Regions from separate parts of the Homo sapiens genome. Here region 2 is linked to region 1. The links are chromatin contacts, found by Hi-C or POLR2A ChIA-PET in ENCODE. All regions are on one chromosome and are shown on one strand. The core of a region is the stretch at or near the end of the contact, and the rest is flanking DNA. Distances in the headings are between cores, read along the strand shown.

Region 1 (6,899 bases), core at 1-2,500:
CATGAATGTGTGTGTGTGTGTGTGTATGTGTGCGTGTGCATGTGCGTGTGTATTTCTAACCAAAAGGTAGTACACTTTACATGCTGTTCCGCACCTTGATGTTTTTTTCTCTCAACAATATACCTTTAGATTATTCCATTTCATTACATATAGAGTATTCCAGTGCATGGTTGTACTATAATTTAGAAAATAAACGTCTTTGACGGATATTTAGATTTTTTCCGATATTTCTTTTACTTGGTTCATTTTGGGAATAAATTCTTAAAAGGTGAATCTCAGCATCACTGTAAGTAACTCAAGGAATTGGAGCCACTGGGGTGGGGTTCAGGTGGGAAGGAAAGTCAGACTGTGATTCTTAGAGGAGGAAGGGATGAGAAAGAGGGGGAAGTTGAGAGGATCAAGGAGGACAGATAGTAAAAGAGCTGCTGGAGGGGTCCCATTTCTGGAGGCAGCAGCATGGAGCTGGGGCTGGGCAGAGCTGTGCGCTGCATGCCCCAGGGATGCCTTGGGGCTGTGCAGGTGGGTAGGGTTGAGGAGGGAGTAGAAGGCCCAAGGTCTGCTCCAAACTGCCATGCCCCACCTCTCCCTTTACCTCCCCACCCCCACCATACTTCCCTCCTGCTCTCCTTTCCTCCCCAGCCTGGGAAAATTCTGTCAGAATTAATAAACGCAGCAGATTGCTTGGAGATGGAGGGTGAGGGATGGAGACAGTCTGGGGCTCTGATATTTCCCTCATGTGCAATAATCTGGTGGTGAGATCTGGAATTAAAACCTCTTTCCTGGAGCCTTTATTAACATTAGCTCCTAATGCATAATTACCCGGCAAGCCCAGGGGGCTGATGCTTGTGTCGCCCCATCTATGCCTCTCTCCTTGAACAGGCCACCTGCTCCTTGGGGCCAGGAGAGCAGAGGCCCTGGTGGAGAAGGAAGGGCTGGCTCTTCCAGCACAGGTGGAGCCAGTCTGGTGGCCTGGGTTCCTGAGCTACTAGCCTGCTGGTGACCTTGAGCATTTCACTGTCCCTCCATAACCTCAGAGGGACTGTGGGGTCCAGGTATAGGTGGGGGTTCAGACGGAGCAGCCAGTATCAGACACAGCTTGGCTGCCTGTTCCTTTCAGCCCTCCTGGCTATTGAAGCGGTCACCATGGTAGTGGTGGGGTTATAACCAGCACAAGTGGGTGGCTGTGAGTTCTGACTGGCCCATCTCCAGGGCAGCCATCATCGTATCCTCCTGACTGTGACTACTAGAAACCTCTCAGGCCTGAGTAGGGCTGGGGAACAGCTAGAACTTGTTTTCTTCTCTGAAGGCAGGAGGCTTGTTGCTGCACGGCAGGGCCTCAGCTCTGCAGTGGTTGTTCCCACGTGGACTTGGTGGGCTTTGGCAAATGCTTGTCTTCTCTGTCCTTGGTTTCTCTAGCCCGACAATAAGGGTGTCGCCCAGGGCTCCTCCTCTGCTCCTCATATTCAGAGTCTGTGGAGGTGTCAGGAGTCCCAGAGTTGGCAAAAACACAGTCTGAGCAGATGAAAACCAAGGATAGGGTGTTCTGAGAGCCCCACTCTCCTGGGTCCCCATGTTAATTACCAGCAGATGTACTGGCTGCAGTCCTGGCTCCCAGCTGGATTAAGCAGGCAGTTTGCACACAACAGGAGGAAGTACCTCATTGTTTCTCCCATCAAGCTCTGCCTGCCATAGGGCCTTTGCACATGCTGTTCCTCCTGTCTATAATATTCTTTCCACCCTCTTATTTCCTACTCTTCCTTCAGAACTCAGGCCAATCATCATTTCTTACAGGAAGCCTTCCCTGACTTCCCCACTGAGGTCAGATTCGTGGCGCCCCATAAGTCTCCTTCATGGTGATTCTGAGTTGCTGAAATCAGGGCATGAAAAAAGTGGCTGTATTTTTGTGTCACTGAACTTAAGTTCTACTATAAGTGCCCATTCTGCCAGGAGGCAGGAATGTAATCGAAAGCCATTCAGGGTCCTCCTGCTTTCCCTGGCATTTCGTGTGCTGAGCCTCCCACGCCTCAGTGTTGGCTGCTCCCTGGCATCCTTGAACCGGCTCTTCTAGCACAGGTGCACATCCTTGTTCCTGTCCCATCTCTGCACCCACAGCCCCTACTGCATCATTACCAGCCTGACCTGAGTCCCCTGCTACGACCCATGCTGCTCCCATTTCTTCTGCTCCCATGTGATGCTGGGCACAGGGAAACTTGGGGGACCCCACCAGGTAGGGTGAACAGGGGAGGGGCGGATGCAGATTCTCTCTGTCCTGAAAGTCCCCAAGTGGGTGGGGGTGGGGGAGGAAGGGAAACAGTGACAGGCGTACCTCCTTGGGGGCCTACCAATCCTCAGTGCTTTTTCTGGTCCTTTCACTCTCCTCTCCCCCTCCCTGCCAGGCGCTGAGGCTCTTCCTGGAGTCTGGGGAGAGGGAGAGGTGCCATCTAGCAAAGGTCTGCAGCAACACCTGCAAACATGCTGCTTCTGCCCTGCACTGCTCAAGAACAAACTCTGTTCTGCTGCAGCATCCTGGTGGTAAGAAGAGGGGGCAGGGAGAGAACAAGATATACCAGAGAGGGCAGACTGTGGTGGGCACATGAGGAGGCAGGGTCATTCCGTGGTTACAGTAAGGTGATATTCTGGAGCCAGATGGCCTGGGTTCAAGCCCAGCTCTGCTGCCTGCCTGCTGTGCAAACTTGGGCAAGTTACTTTATCTCTCTGGTCCTCGGTTTCCTGTGGGACACTGACAATGTCCACCTGAGTCAGGATGAACCAAGGTAATGTGCACAAAGTGACTGGCACATAGGAAACATTCAGGAGATAATTGCTGTTCCCTTAAAAACAGCACTTTCCTTCTCCCCACGCCACCCCCATCCCCAGTAAAGCTTATCATTGCTTGGTGAGTTTGTGATTAGAGTCAGTCTCCCCCACCACACTGTGCACTCCAGGAGGGTGGAGCCAAGGCTGCATTGTGGACTGCTTGCTGGTCTGGGGTAACATTGTGTAGGCCCAGTGCTGGCACACTCTGTATGCTGCGGTTCCGGTTTGCATCCCTGATAGCCCTGCACACACCTGACCATGGCCTTGCCCACCTGTCCTGCCCATGGTTCTTCCAGGAAGCCTTCCCTGATACCCCCACTTAGAAAACTCTCCCCCAACCTCAGGGCTCTCCACAGCCCCCATCGAGAGTGTGGCTCCATCTTCCCCGGCAAGAAGTGCAAGTCCCTTGAGGCCGGGAGCTGCACCCAGCTCACCTGTTTCCCGAACTGGGCCCAGCTGAGGGGCTCCAGGTAAGGTTGGTCTCAGTTCTCTTTAGTGTACTTGAGCCCAGAGAAGAAGGCAAAGCAGGCCTTATCCCCATCTTGTGGCTAGAACTGAGACTCAGAGAGGTTAATCAGCTTACTCATATCACACAGCTGCCGAGGGGAGAGGTTGGGACTGGGACTTGGGGGACAGGACACCCAGCCTCTGTTTCCCCTCTTGACCCAGGGAGCTCACACTCTAACTGGGGGAACATAGGATGGGGCAAAGGAATCACTCAGAAGACAATGACAGATAAAAACAAAGTCACCATGAGCTAGTGCAGTCCTGAGACCTCTGGAGATCTTTTGTAAGAATGAGTGAGGAAATCACTGCAGGCCTCAGTGCCAGGATGAGGCAGGGCCAGGATCTCCCAGAGTCCCTGACAGTGACCTGAGGTACTGGCCCACCTGCCCATGGCTAAGGTCAAGGAAACAGGGCACCGCAGCCTTCACCCCGAGCTGGGGCAGCTTCATCATCAGCTGAGTTCCTGAGGACCTGCTATGTGCACATCTCCATCCTCCCACACCCTCCCCAGTTCTCACCATGACAACAATCACGTCTAAGGCCCAGAGAGGGGAAGGGACTCATCCAGAGCACGCAGCCTGGTGCCACAGCCCTTAGATTGGATCTGCAAGGAGCCAGGAGCCCCAGTGGCTCTGTTCTCAACTTCCAGACCATTATCTCAAGGTCCTTATCAAGACCTCCCCACTCTGGGCAACCAGGAGCCAGGATACAAAGTTTTAAGCTAGCCCCTCTCCAGCCGCAAACCCAGGTTGGTTTCTTGGGTTCTTCACCCTGCAACAAGTTGGGCCACCTGCTTTTTTGCAGCTAGACTGAAAGGCAATTGATATGGTTTGTCTCCAGCCAAATCTCATCTGGAACTGTAATCCCCAAGTGTGGAGGGAGGGACCTTGTGGGAGGTGATTGGATAATGGGGACGGTTTCCCCCATGCTGTTCTTGTGATGGTGAGTGAGTGCTCATGAGATCCGATGTTTTAAAAGTTTTTGGCGTTTCCCCTCACTGTTCTCTCTCCTGGGGCCATGAGAAGACGTGCCTTGCTTCCCCTTTGCCTTCTGCCATGATTGCAAGTTTCCTGAGGCCTCCCCAGTCATGCAGACTATGAGTTAATTAAACCTTTTTCCTTTATAAAGTACCCAGTCTCAGGTATTCTTTACAGCTGTGTGAAAATGGACTAATACAGCAACTCACACTGCCCTCTGGCTGGGCTGACCTAGATCAGCAGAAAATAACTCCTTCCAGGAAAAATAACCCAAACGCACCACCAGCTCCCTGTTCTATCCCTCAGGAAGCCACTGAGCCCAGCCGGGGCCCAGGCCCTCAACACTGAAGGAGCTGGGAGGGCAAAGAGGACAAGGACCCCTGGGTGAGGACCATGGCCTGAGATGGAAGCCCCCCTTCCCTGTCTCTCCCATGGCTCTCAAGCTGGCATTTAGTCTCATTTCATCTTCACGGTATCGGGAAGTGGCCATTATTGGCCCCAGTTGTCTGGGAAGGAACCTGAGGCTCCAAGAGGTAAAGTGATTCACCCAAGCTCACACAGCAAGGAAACAGCAAGGACAATGCTGGTTCTGGCTCCAGAGTAGGAGCTGGTTTCATGGCCTGCACTGTGTCTCTGAAGGTCCTGGAAGTCCTGCTCAGGCCCACTTCTTCCAAGAGATGCTGATCCCTGGCCCCATGGGGACTTGGTCTGCTCAAGCAACTGCACCTCTGCTTCTTTCTCCTGCCAACCCCCTAAACTCACTCTGGTAGGCTAGGGTGGTGGCTAAGGGTTCAAGCTCCAGACTCTGACTGCCTGGTGTTGGATCCTAACTCTACTTCTTAGGAACTGATTTGGGCCAGTCATAACCTCAGTTACCTCATCTGTAAAATGGGACTGATAATAATGGCGACTGCTTCCTGGGGTTGTTTTCAGGAGCTTGTAAAGTTGCCTGTGGCATATGGGAAGGGCACAGTGGGTGCTGGCTTCTGCAGGTAGTTTTCTTCTCATGACCGTGAGCTGCCTTTAAAGCAAGGTAACTGGTACCCAGGGACTCCCCAGTCACTTTCCCTTTTCTGCCCCCTTCCAGCTGGGTTGCATCCTCAGTTTCTATCCCAGCCAACCAGAGACTCCTTTTGTTCAAAGAGAATCAGCAGGAACGAGAAGGACCCGGGTCCACATCCCACATTTCCTGGCCGAAGCCAGAGCACTGGACTGGGGCAGGGACACCCGGGTCCTGCTCCCCACTTTGTGATTTATCAGCACCCTGGCATTCAGCAGGTCACTTAATTTCTGAGTTTCAGTTTCTATATCATCTAGCTCTAGCTAGCTAGCTGATTAAAAGCCCTTATTGGTCTCGAGGGGTTGTTATGACCATCAAATAGGAAAATAGACACAAATTGTAAAGTGATGCCCCTATAAATGGAGTTATCATTGTGTGTTTATGTATGGAGAGAATTCCAGATAGCGAATGGATGAGATGTGGGACCTTGGGGAAGGCCCTACCCTCTCTTAGCCTCAGTTTCCCTGTCCGTGCAGCTCATCTAGCTCTAAAACACCAGGCAGTGGATTCCTCCATGAGAAAATGGACAAGCCAACAGGACTTCTGTGTCTGCAACATGATCTCCCCTCTCTCAGGGGACACAAACTCCCTGCCGGCGTGGCTAGTGATTAATAGGCTCTGAGTGGGGCCCCTGACCCCTTGTCAGGGCCATCAAGGTAAGTGCCCATCCACAAGCTGAGGGCTCCATCGATGAATAAATAATAACAGCAGTGAAGTAATGGGATCCGGGGAGGCCGCTTAGGATAATGGAGCAACAGACGCGGTGTTCAAGCCCCAGGGACCGGAGCATCCGGAAGAGCTGCCGGAATAGCGGCAGGAGCCTGGGCGTGTGCACATCCTGGCTGATGTTCGTCTGTGACCGTGACGACAATCAGGCTCTGTCCCAGCCTGGGTGACTTTGCAGCAGTGTGGTTCATACTGAAGTGACGAGCACAGGCTTTGGAGCCACATGGACCTGGTGTCACTTGGCCTGGCTGAGACCCAGTCCCCACATTTGCACACTAGACATGACAATAAGCATTTCTTGGGGCTGAAGATAGAGCAAATAGGAGCCGGTGTGGGTTGTCATGGGCCCCCACTAGTCCCAGTGCTGAATGTCCTGAAAGCAATTCCATTACTTGTCAGCTCATTCAATTTTTAATGCAAACCTGCCCTATGGACCAGGCAGGTCAAGGATGGTGCCCATTTGCCAGATGAGGAAACTGAGGCTCAGAAAGATCCCTCTCTCTTTCCAAAAACACCCTAGCTCTGCCTCTGGCCACTTTTCCCCAACACTGGTGGGCCCTCAGGTGACACTGGTGAGTCAATCCGTGTCCCAGAAGATCTCACAGTCATGAGGTCAGGGCAGTCAAGGCAAGGGGTGGGTCCCCAAAATAGGCTCCCAAATGAAAACGACAACGAAATCTCAATATACATACATTAGAATGGCCCATACACTAGGTTGATGAGGATGTGGGTCAACTGGAACTCTCGCTCATTGCTGGTGACAGCATAAGATGACCCAACCACTTGGGAAAAGGCGCGACAGCTTCTAATAA
Region 2 (6,628 bases), core at 2,489-4,988, 250 kb before region 1:
GCATCAGCCTCCCAAGTATCTGAGATTACAGGCACATACCACCACGCCCAGCTAATTTTTGTGTCTTTAGTAGACACGGGGTTTCACCATGTTGCCCAGGCTGGTCTCGAACTCCTGACCTCAGGTGATCCACCTGCCTTGGCTTCCCAAAGTGCTGGGATTACAGGCGTGAGCCACTGCACCCGGCCAACTCACCTATCTTTCACTGTGCTCCAAGCCCCACCAGGCGTGTTTTCCTGGGACATGCCTTGCTTGTTCTAGCCTCAGCGCCTCTGCTGGTCTCTTGTTTTGGAGCGCCTCCCCCAACCCCTCCCACACACACATATTCTCTTGGCTGACTCTTTGTCATTGAGATCCCAACTCAAATGCCACCTCTCCAGTGAGGCCTTCCCTGACCACCCAGTGAAAATGCACCATTCTCTTTCCTCCCTGTGCTATCTCCCCAATGCCTTTTTTTTTCTCTTGGCAGGCTCACCTCCCTCTGGAATGACCTGCTTTGTGTATGTGTTTGTAAGCTTGCTGTCTGTTTCTGGACAGAAAGGAACTTGCCTTTCTGGAAGGCAAGTTCCTTGAGGGCCTGGGAATCTTGTTTGCGGTGTAGATGGGCCCACTGGGGACACAGGACAAGCACTGGGGTGGCAGGTGGAGGGGGAGGGAGCAGTCAGAGGGGGTTTGGGCAGCAGGAGCGGGTAGGAGGGCTGACCTGGGCTACAGGAGCCCATCCCTTGGGAAATTCCATGCTGCAGGACTCCACTAACTGATGGAACTTCACAGACCATCTAATCACTGCCCTCAAGGATGGAGACCAGAGAGGGTGTGGTCTGGCTCCAGATCACACAGCACCTGAGCAGCAGAGCCAGAAAGAGAAACTGTGCACCAGACTCCCAGGAAAGGAGAAGTTGTGGGGGGGGGACTTCATTTTTCTAAACTTTTTTTTTAATTGAAAACAGATGTTTGGGTTTATTCTGATTACAAAGGTAGTAGCCTCACTGTAAACAATCTAGAAAAAAAAAAGATGAAAATAAAAGCCGCCCCATTCCCACCCCAGCTGAGTTACACTGGATGTTGATCCTCTCTGACTTTTTTAGATGCATGAATATTTAGTTACCTAAATCTGGTCTCACCATGTAAGTTGCATATCCCATGCTTTCCCTTAAAGGCTATTGACTGAGGACTTTTGAATCATAAGCAGAACACGCTGGGCATCTCTCTCTGTCTCCCCCCACCAGCCCCCGCACGGTCACACGTGTCAGACGGGTGAGGGCCAGCTGGGCTGCCTGCTCCTGCCACGCGTTTCAGGTTGCTGGAGGAGCTGAAGGACGCAGAGCTGGCACGGGGAGTGAGGCTGGCAATGCTGTCAAGTTGGCTGTGTGTTTGGGTTCTGGGCAGGAAGATGCCCAGTGTCCTGTCACTTTCTCCCAGAAAAGTCCAAAATGCCTTGGTACAGTCTTGGGTCTAGGGGCTGCCCGGACGAGGCCAGACAGGACAGTGCTTACATCCCCATGCCGCCCTGAAAGCCCAGGGTTAAGGCTGTTCTTAGAGCACCAAGGGCACACAAATTTCCCCCGTCTCCCTCAGCGCCACGCTCTAGAACCGAACAACCCTTCCTCGCAAAGGGGAGGCAACTGCCAAACACATTTCCAAGTGGAAAAACTGCTGCAGTCCTTGCCTGTTGCCTGCTGTCAGCACCACCACCAGGAGGCAGCTCAGATCCTGGGCTATGGGGCCTTCAAAACTGCATCCAAGCCCTTCACCTCCAGTCGGGGACCCTTCACCTCCAGCTGGGGACCCTTCATCTCCAGCTGGGGACCCTGAGGCCAGACAGGGGCAATGACTTGTGCAAGGGCAAACAAACAGTCTGTGGCTGCAGCGTCACTCCTATCTTGGCATCACACTGGCATAAAAGAAGTCACAGAAAGGACAGAGAAAAAGGAGTGGCCAGACTCTGGCCTTTGCCAATCTGTGAAATGGGCATGAGAAGGAGAGGGCAAATGGGCGAGATAAACAGAGGTAGAGATGGTGCCACGAGGAGAGGGAGAAAGAGCCCCTGAGAGCGCCTGGCAGTAAGGGGTGAATAGAAGGGGTCCTTGGAACTGGGTAGGGGTTTCCCCTTGGATTTTCCTGAATGTGGAAGCCACTTGGATTCCTGCTCAGTCCCCAGGGGTGAGGGAGGAAGGCAGCCATCTCTGGCCTCCATTCCCAAGGCAGGACTGGGGCTCAGGTTCCATGGGCCCCGGGGAGGCCAGGCCTTGTAGACTCAGAGTCCCAGGAACATCCTGGGGACCTCAGAGGAGTAGTAACTTGCCTCAGATCACACAGCAGTTAGGAGGCCAAGCCAGGACTGGAATGTGGGCATCCTGGCATGCAGGCCATGGTTCCTGTGTTTGCCTCTCTGGTCCCAGTGCTGGGAAAGACCCCGGCCCTGGGTTTGGGTGAGCAGCTGAGTTGTCAGCTGGTGAGATATGGGGAGACAGGTGGCACTGGCCAAAGGGAAGGCCTGTGTGGCTGCACAGATGCACTTCAAGGGAGGCAGATGGTGAGCAAGCACTCACTCCCATTCATTCATTCATTCATTCACTCATTCATCAAACACTTCCTGGGGGCCTCCTCTTGACCATGCCTGTGGTGAGGCTCAGAGAGCAATAACCAAGCTTCAGTTCCACAAGTGGGAAGCTCACAGCAAATTTTCAAGGTTAAGAATCCAGACATCGAGACTTCTTAGACCAGTGCCCAGTCTGCCTCCAGCCTACCCCCATAGCCATGTAATGGTCCCTTTGCCTGCCCACCCACCATCAGTGCAGAAATCACTCCATAGCTCTTTCAGTAGCTGTCTCCTCCTCGGCCAAGGAATCAGCTCACTTTCTCTAGGAAGCAGGCTTTAACTACTTCCAACTTGATGACTATAGGGATTTTTCAATCTCCAGGCTCTTATAATCCCATGCGCTTCTTGAGGTGAAATGCGTTGGTGCTGTCAGTGACTCACAAGACAACCCCTGGGCAGCCACTTCCCTCTGGGCCTCAATTTTCCTTTCTGAGAAATGGGACCACTTTTACTTGCTTTGACTGACAGGGCTGTTGGAAACACCAAAGTCAGAAGTACAAAAATATTTTGCCAGCTGGGCAGCCCTATGCACTAGCTAATTTCTATTACAGGAGTCCCCGTATCTGTGGGGGATACGTTCCAAGACCCCCCGTGGATGCCTGAAAACTTGAATAGTACCAAGCTCTAGACAGATGATTTTTTTTTCGATCTGATAATGGAGACAGCCACTGAGTGACTAAGTGACGGATGGTGTATACAGTGTGGACACCCTGGACAAAGGGATGGTTCACATCCTGGGCAGGATGGAGTGAGACAGTGGGAGATTCCATCATGCTACTCAGAATCACACACAATTTAAAATGTGTGAACTGCTGATTTCTGGAATGTTCTGTTTAATATTTTGGTGTCACAGTTGGCCATGGGTAACTGAAACTGTGGACAGGGAGACCTCGAGTAAGGGGGGAATATTGTACTCCATTCTCAGGAAAAAACAGTGAGTGGACCTTCCAGGCTGCCAGGGTCCCGGCGAGCCCCACACCTCACCTCCACCCCTGCCCCAGCCTCCCAGCTGCTGCCTTGGCCCACTCTGTGATGACACAGAGCTGCAAAAGGCTGATGCAAGCTAGAAGGAGGGAATGAAACAGACTCGTGTGGGGCGGATGGAGTGCCGTCTCCAGCCCCGAGGGACGCCCGTCCCTGCTCCCGCCTGCTTGTTTGCACCTGCTGATGTAATCGCTGGGCCGCCTTGGCTCAGGGCTCGGCCCGCTCCCCATGTCCTCTGAGTGAGCAGCAGAGGAAGGGTGCAAGGGCCAGAGGGCAGGCATCCAGCTGAGGACACCGTGAGAGGGCTCCTCCAGGAGGGGCACCAGGAAGCGGGGAGGGTGAAGGGGAGCAAAAAGCCCAAAACCTGCAGGAGGTTAGCCAAGGAGAAGGCGCTCTGGAGTGCGTGGGACCTGCTTCAATCCCATCCTGCCCCCATTTGCTGGGGGAACCACCCCCTGCCTCTGAGCCTGGTTCCCCTCACAGCTGCAGGATCTCATGAAATGAGCCTGGTACATGTCAGGCACTAAGTTTGTCAGTTCCCTTCTAGGGATTTCTTGAGGAGGGATAAGGAAGTATGAGGTAGGGGTGAAAAAAGAAAGGATAGAAGCACGGCCTAGTGACAGGAAATACCAGAACACTTTTGGGCCACCAGTTCAGTGGGTGACTCTGGGCCCTAGTCTTAGCTCCTGGGACCTCGGTTTGTTTCTCTGTAGAATAGGTGCACCTTCACCGTTCCCACCTCACAGAGATAGCTAGAGGCCAGAGGTGTGAAAGAAAGTGTGGCATCACACTAAGGCATGTGGCCAGCATGGGGGACCTGGGGACAGCCAGCAGTGGGGGTGGGGTGGTGCCTCACCAAGAGCCTGGGGTTCCCAGAGGCTGGGCAGGCCCTTACCAAGCAGTGGAAGCACAGGGAAGGTGGAGCCCGTCCACTGTGCTCGCTGCCCGGCTGGCCCAGAGCCTCTCCTTAGGGAGGAAGAGGAGCGCACGGCTCCCCTGAGGCCTCCAATCACCATTGAAAACACACGGGTGGAGGGGAAGAGAGCAAAGACATGTTCCTGGAAGCTGCCAGGCCACAGCATGCAGCTGAAGCCCCCATGAGCCCAGGGTCTGGGGATCGCCACATCACCAGACCGTCATTCTCAGAGCTGGTTTCCCTGAGAAAGCGGCGGAGAAAAGTTCTTAGTTCACGCGTCTCTTTGGTTGGCATCATAAGCTCAGGGAAGACAGGGAGCCCCTGCTAGACAGGGCAGGCCAGGTGGGGAGGAAATGTCCATCCCAGACACCCCTGATGCCCTCAGCCTGCAAGGGTTACCTCTGTTACCCGGGCCCCCAGTCCCGCCAGGTTGCCCTAGAGGGGAAGCTTCACCCCAGCTGGGATTAAACGGCTTCCCTGGCCACAAAGAACCACCTTTCCCTTTAGTACCTCTTCAGTGCTAGCAGGTAATTCAGGTAATGAGTTAACAGCTACCATTTACAGTGCTAACTAGCTCTCAGGTTCTGCGCCAAGTACTTGGAATAATTATCTAACTGAACCCTCCCCGCAACTCTTTCTGGTAGGTATTCTTATCATTAGCCCCAGTTTGCAGGCACAGGGAGATTAAGTTACTTGTCTAATGTCACAGAGCAGGGTTGTCAGCATTTGAATCTGGGTCTCTTTGACTTTAAGCCCATACTCTTTTTTTTTTTTTTTTTTTTATAGAGACAGGGGTCTCACTATGTTGCCCAGGCTGGTCCCAAACTCCTGGGCTCCAGCAATCCTCCTATTTCGGCTTCCCAAAGTGCTGGGATTACAGGTACGAGCCATGGCGCCCGGCCAAGTCCATCCTCTTTAACCTTGGTGCCAGTGGTACTCAAACCATGGCCTGCACCAGGACCACCTGGAGTGCTCGCTAAAACCCAGGCTCCTGCCCCCAAGTTCTGATTCAGTCGGTGTGGGGTGGGCCTTGAGAATGTACATTTCTAAGAAATGTCTAGGTGCTGCCGCCAGTCCACACACGGCTCTATGCTCTCTTGCCTCCCGACAGAAATATCAAACGCTTAGTGCACATAATGGTGCTTAACATATGTCAGCTTCCTTTTCCTTAACACTTCTATGATTCAGCTGGAGACTTTTCAAAAGGAGCTGAAGGAATTACACAGCAGCATGGTGCCAGGCTTTCGCTATCTGAGCCGGAATCAGGACCTGCTGTGTGGCAATAACAATAAATGATGGCCATCACCTGTGTTCCTGCAAATTCGCCTCTCTGGGCCTCCATTTCCTTCTCTGCAGAATGGGGTAATAGTATTTCTAGCATGGATTAGACATGTTAATACACGCAATGAGCTTAGAGGAGTGCTGGGCATGTTAAAAAGACTTAATGAACAAAAGCGGCATTCTTGTTTTTATTATTACCATTGCTAATACCTATATCTTCTACATTATTTCATTTAATTGTTGCAGCAATCTTATGAGGTTGGTATCAATAGCCATCTCTATTGTTTATCTAAAGTTGTACAAAGTCAGACAGTTACTAAGTGGCAGAGGAAAGATTCTAAGCCAGGTTTGCCACCCCAATGGCAGGAACTATCCACCATTAGCAAATAGGGATGCCCATTCTGACTGCTTCCTCTGGAAAGGATAAAGAGTTATTTTCTTATATTTCCAGCAATTTCTTCTAGTTCAACATTCCCCATTCCCTGCCACCCATTTAGCTCAGAGTACATCAATATCACTGGTGAAGGAAGAATGTCTCAAATGGGGCAACCAGAAGCTGTGTCAGCCACCAATGCTTGGTGACTTTGGGCAGCTAGACTCCCTCCCTGTCTGTCTGTTTGTCCCCTGGTACCTTACTGGGCACCCCTGTGGCTCAAGGACTGGCTTGGTGTTGGCTAGCCCAGCCCCTGGGAGAGGGGATGGTCATTTGCTTCTCCTGAGAAGCCCTGCCCCCAAGTCCTCTGGGATTCCAAGTTCAAAACAATAGAGGCTTCAGGTTGCCCTTGATGTAAAGGTTTAGTAGGTGGCTAATTTTAGCTGAGAAATACTCGGCATTTTCCCAGCCG

The links. Hi-C counts contacts between places; a loop is a spot of excess contacts on that map. ChIA-PET counts read pairs that join two places held with the same protein, here RNA polymerase II (POLR2A). Pooled maps may share reads with other maps.
Region 2: a loop to region 1 is called in a map of mammary epithelial cell, with 3 times the contacts of the local background. The contact joins two enhancer-like sites. A Hi-C loop is called at or near these places in 2 of 168 maps with a recorded cell type or tissue (Right ventricle myocardium inferior and mammary epithelial cell) and 5 of 50 pooled maps. POLR2A ChIA-PET finds 5 or more read pairs at or near these places in 1 of 52 experiments (WTC11).

What each region holds. Positions count from the first base shown.
Region 1 is chr10:71,008,527-71,015,425 of GRCh38, reverse strand. No RefSeq gene overlaps it. Among named protein-coding and RNA genes, the nearest start is that of LINC02622, 73 kb to the right of the region's middle. Within about 2 kb of position 1,250, at least 4 of the 41 ENCODE cell types and tissues checked have a DNase peak (open chromatin) inside an H3K27ac peak, as active enhancers do.
Region 2 is chr10:71,263,628-71,270,255 of GRCh38, reverse strand. The region is part of intron 1 of UNC5B (unc-5 netrin receptor B); the gene reads right to left. Among named protein-coding and RNA genes, the nearest start is that of UNC5B-AS1, 49 kb to the right of the region's middle. RefSeq lists enhancers at 1-254, 130-424, 2,417-3,138, 3,330-4,323. Within about 2 kb of position 3,738, at least 10 of the 41 ENCODE cell types and tissues checked have a DNase peak (open chromatin) inside an H3K27ac peak, as active enhancers do.